2 separate regions of the Homo sapiens genome follow, and region 2 is linked to region 1. A link is an interaction called in ENCODE POLR2A ChIA-PET data of the cell type or tissue named here. Cell type or tissue: GM12878. All regions are shown on one strand.

Region 1 (2,500 bases):
CTTTATCAAAGAGAACACTGACTTCCTATAGCACTTAACAACTGCAGCCTTCATTTGGAAATTAATGATGAGCTGCATATACTCTCTTCTACTTATGTTCATTAACTTTTTTATTTCCTACAGCTATTAAACCTTTTGTATGTCTTTGTATAATATGCCCCCACTAGGTCCCGTAAAGCAAAAACCACATTTTACTTAACTTTGTTTCCATCACAGCAGTCTAGCACACTGCCTTGTCTGCATTAAACATTTGATGACCACATGACTGATTGGTAACTAACCGACTGCATTTTACATATTACCATGCACATCTGTTGCTATGCCCAAAGTGAATTCACTCTTCCAGATACTGAACTTATGTGGAGGGAGAAACTTGAAGGGGGAGTGAGGGGAAACACTCTAAGCATGTCGAGAGCCTGAAGCAGATGGTGCTGTATAAAAAACCATAACATTATGGTTTCAGCTCTATGAGAAGTAACAATAAAATGTGCTCCCATGAGGTAGGACTAAGCCACTAATCCCCCTGGTACAGCTGGAAGCACAAAAGCTTCTTAAAGTTCAGGGACCTCAACCCACCTGGTTAGACAATAACCAGGCCAAAGCCTCATTTCTCAGCTGCTTTTGTTATCACTTGCTCCAACTCCCAAAACACTTAAAGAGAATTGTGGGAATTTTAAAATAAACTTGCTTGAGAAATGGGCCAGAATTGTATCATTTTCTTACAAAAACAAAAAATCCTTAATACTAGCTAGAAAAAAAAAACAAACAGGGCATTTCCTCCAGTTATTAAAAAAAATTCAGTAAATAAAATTTTTTAATTTCTACTAGGTACTGATTCGCTGTTTGAAATTTTGTCAGATTTCTCTCCTCTTTATGAGACTCTCAACAGGTGACTCTTCCTGGTCTATTTTTCATTCAATAAATAGTTCTAGAGAGCTGACTATGCTCTCTAAGGCTAGAATCTACTCAGTGCATAGACAAAAACAGAAGTGAGCTGTTCGTACGGCTTCTTCACATGTGGTTCCTTCAGTACCGAAATTTCATCTGCTCTAATGATCAACTTTACCCCTAGAATCTTTTTTTTTTTTTTTTTTTTTGAGACAGAGTCTCACTCTGTTCCCCAGGCTGGAGTGCAGTGGTGCACTCTCGGCTAACTGCAACCTCTGCTCCCAGTTTCAAGTGATTCTCCTGCCTCAGCCTCCCGAGTAGCTGGGATTACAGGTGCACACCACCATGCTCAGCTTAGTTTCGCATTTTTAGTAGAGATGGGGTTTCACTATGTGGCCAGGCTGGTCTTGAACTCCTGACCTCAGGTGATCTGCCCACCTCGGCCTCCCAAAGTGCTGGGATTACAGGTGTGAACCACCACGCCCAGCCTAGAATCTTTAACAGGATGCAGGAACCCCCAGACCACAAAGGAAGGGGAGATAATACAGCTGAAAGCACTGCACAGTTCAAACCCTGTCTCTGTTACTCATGCGAGTACGGGCCCTCACCATGCTTCAGTTACTCACACATAAAATGGGGAAGAAAACACTTCCTCTCTCAGAACAAAAGTGCCTGGTGCTTGCATAAATATTCTTTGTATAAATATTCATATCTATAAATATTATCATACAACCTTAACCCAGGGGTTGAAGACTAAAGTGTCTGTTGGTACAAACGAGTGTAGGAACTGGGTCAAGTGAACAGGAACTCAGAGTCAGGGAAGTGGGGGACTGGTGGGGCTGGGGGTGAGCCAGAGAACACCACCTCGCTAAGGGACTGGCCTGATGCAGCACGAGCCAATTGTGACCTCAGGGGATATGGCCCAGTGTCCTCTCTTTTTCTGATTTTTCAAGAGAAGCCAGCTCTCCACGGTTTGACAGGAAATCTCCTAATTTTTATTTATTTATTTATTTTTGAGATGGAGTTTCGCTCTTGTTGCCCAGGCTGGAGTGCAAATGGTGCGATCTCAGCTTCCTGCAACCTCCGCCTCCTGGGTTCAAGCAATTCTCCTGCCTCAGTCTCTTTTATAGCTGGGATTACAGGCAGATGCCACAACAGCCAGCTAATTTTTGTATTTTTAGTAGAGACAGGGTTTCACCATGTTGTTCAGGCTGGTTTCAAACTCCTGACCTCAGGTGATCCACCCGCCTCAGTCTCCCAAAGTGCTGGGATTACAGGCATGAGCCACTGCGCCCAGCTGAAAGCTCCTAATTTTTAAACGTTGGGAGGCAATATGGTGCAACAGTTAGGAGCAGGAACTCCAAAACCAGACCATCTAGGTTTATAAACCTCAGTTCTGCCATTTACCTGCATGTGATTTTTAACAACCTATTTAACCTCTTCATGTCCCATTTTCCTCATCTAAAAATAGATAATAATTAGTATCTATTTCATAAGGTTACTACGAGGAATAAAAGGTCAACATAAATGTATATACACAAGACCAGCCTGTGCAACATTGCAAGACCCCATCTCTACAAAAAAAAAAAAAAAAAGGGGGCAAAGGACTCAA
Region 2 (2,500 bases), 910 kb after region 1:
AAAAGGAAGCCAGATCCGCCACCGCCCCGCCCCCTCCCCTCCAGCCGTCAGCCTCTTCAGCCTTTCCCAGCCTGGGAATGGAAGGGGTAGGGGAGGGGGGCCCAGATCTGGCTTCAAAGAGCCAGGATTCCAGAGTGATTTAGGGGCTAGAGGGGGGACCTCAGAGGCGCCAGAGAAAGAGCGGGGTGGGGGGTGTAGTCTCCCTGCACACAGAAAAGAATGAGGAGGAACACGGAGAAGCAGGGAGAAGGGAGGCAGAGACAGAATGACAGGAAGGGCCTGACGGAGTAGCTAGAAGCTCGGCCCACCCACGTCCTATGTGCACCCAAGATCTCTGAGTAGCACCCCGAGTGGGTGCAAGTGACAAAGCCATCCCCCGCCCACCTCGTGGGGGGTGCCCTGAGGTTGGGCTGGACCAGGAGGGAGAGAAGATATGGAAATCCAGAATGTAAAAGAAAGAGAATATTTGCTCTGCTCTGCCACTAAGGAACTGTGTGAGCTTGGTCAAGTCTCTGCGTGGCTCAAGCCTGTTTTCCCATCTATAAATCTGAGGGGAAGAAGTTGGATTGCCAGCTTTGACTTTCTGTAGAGTCAGTTCTCCAGTGCCCCTCCCTCTACACCCCACTCCCCCCAAGGCCCACCTTGGTCAAGGACCGGGATTTTCTCTTGGTCCCAGGAGAGGCAGACTTAGGAGAGCCTCAAGAAGCTGGACATCTTCTGGCCTGGACGAGGTGGGGGTGATGCCTTCTCTCCTGTGCCAGCCTCTACTCAGGGAAACTCAGCCCCCAGCTCCCTGACCTCCCTCTGTCCTCTTAACCTACCCCATCCCAGGGCCAAGGCAGCAACTCCAGAGTAGCCCAAGGAGGCTGATTAGCTGGAACACAGCTGGCTGAGCTGCAAACCGCAGCCTCCTTGAGAGCATCCCTCCCCGCAGATGTTTATTTTAAAAGCCTCCTCCCAAGTGTCGGTTTTTACTCTCCCTCTTACTTAACCCCTCTCAGCAGCCCCACAGGCCTGGCTGGGCTGGACTTCAGGAACCTCTCTGGTTTCAGGGCTAGGAAGCGGGTGTGAAAGTGAGAGCAGGGCCTGACCCACCACCTCCACCCCCAGGGTCCGTTCCCCAGGGCGCAGGCTTAGACGAGGGTCAGGCCCTGTGTGGGCCAAAGGTGGGAGGCCTTGACAGGGGAACGAGCTGCATGACTTGCTTGGAGGGTTTGGGGCCATAAATACTGATTTCATTTCTGTTTTTAACATCTGGATTTAGGCTAAAAAGCTGCTTCCTGGCCTCAGGGCGCAAGGCCACAACAGCTAAATATACCTGTTTATTTCCCTCAAGAGGCCAACTTGGCATCTCCTCAGACCCAGCCGCCTGCCACTTTCATACTCAGTCTCTGGCCTCTCTGGAATCATAGCCCCACCAGACCTGGGACAGCTCTGCCTCAGGAGGCCAGCAGTCCCTGCCACCTCTCTCTCTGTCCTTCCGTCAGCTGTAGGCCTGGCCCCACTTAACCTCACAGACATCTGGGGTAGAGTTGCCAGATTTAGTAAATAAAAGTACAGGGCTCCCAGTTAAATTTGAATTTCAGGTAAACAATGAGCATTTTTTTTTTTAGTACATTATGTCTCATGCAACATTTGAGACTGACTTATGCTGAAATAGTACTTGCTGTTTATCTGACATTCAACTGTAACTGGGCATCCTGTATTTTATCTGGCAACCCTGATCTGGAAGAATAAAGCAGAGCTCGAGGAAGAGGACAGCCTCTCATCCTGCTCAGGTAATAGAGAAGCCGAGGCTGGATCCAAAGGCAGCCATGGTCCCTATAGTAGAAAGAGCATAAACTTAGGAGTTGAGCCAGGTTAGAACCTCAGCTTGGCAGCTCAAAACTGAGGACCCTGGGGCAAGTGCCTTCTCGGTTCTCTCATCTGTCGAGTGTGAGAAATCAGACCTGCCTTGCAGAGCTATTGAGAGGATTCATTGACAGGAGGCCCCTAAAGTTTGTTTAGTATGTGCCCAGGTGTGATGACAGTGCTTCTTGTGATTTCACCTGGTTCTCTACCCACCAGTCCTCCAGACATGCTGGAGGGCAGGGCTATCAGTTCATGATATAGGGCAATGCCTTGATCCTCTGCCAGCCTCCTTATAAGCCCAGGATTTGCTGCTCCAGAAGCTAGTCTTTATTAATAGGCATTATTCTAATTCTGCTTTCTACCCAGTAAAAAACGGGTTTGGGTCAGCAAAGATAATAATATATTGTGCCCTTACTCTCTGCCAATCCTGTGCTGAGGGACTTGCATTTGGCCCTGGTAACACCACAATGAGATCCGTTAATACTGTGCCCATTAATAGTAAGTGAAACCGAGGGGGTTTAATAACTTACCTAAGGACTCATTGCTAAGTGGTGGTGCCAGGTGCCAGGATTTGAATCCAGATTGGCCTGCCTCTAAAGCCTGTGCTCTTTTTTTTTTTTTTTTTTTTTGAGACAGAGCGAGACTGTTG

What was found. ChIA-PET counts read pairs that join two places held together with the same protein. Peaks named below come from ENCODE experiments on the same cell type or tissue, not always from the same donor. Only the 100,000 strongest peaks of a DNase experiment are listed, where the experiment ranks them.
Region 2: POLR2A ChIA-PET joins it to region 1 with 7 read pairs; 1 of 35 experiments calls an interaction of 5 or more read pairs at or near these places.

What each region holds. Positions count from the first base shown.
Region 1 is chr5:142,418,687-142,421,186 of GRCh38, reverse strand. The region is part of intron 3 of SPRY4-AS1 (SPRY4 antisense RNA 1); the gene reads right to left. Among named protein-coding and RNA genes, the nearest start is that of SPRY4-AS1, 95 kb to the right of the region's middle. In GM12878, no CTCF peak of the experiment used is centred here; a DNase peak (open chromatin) is centred at 1,476.
Region 2 is chr5:141,506,425-141,508,924 of GRCh38, reverse strand. The region is part of intron 3 of PCDHGA1 (protocadherin gamma subfamily A, 1); the gene reads right to left. The region is part of intron 3 of PCDHGA2 (protocadherin gamma subfamily A, 2); the gene reads right to left. The region is part of intron 3 of PCDHGA3 (protocadherin gamma subfamily A, 3); the gene reads right to left. All of the region lies in intron 3 of PCDHGB1 (protocadherin gamma subfamily B, 1), which reads right to left. It also overlaps PCDHGA4, PCDHGB2, PCDHGA5, PCDHGB3, PCDHGA6 and PCDHGA7, and 13 more genes. Among named protein-coding and RNA genes, the nearest start is that of PCDHGC5, 19 kb to the right of the region's middle. RefSeq lists enhancers at 1-84, 940-989, 1,260-1,309. In GM12878, no CTCF peak of the experiment used is centred here; a DNase peak (open chromatin) is centred at 1,208; H3K4me3 peaks cover 1,103 bases; H3K27ac peaks cover 2,349 bases.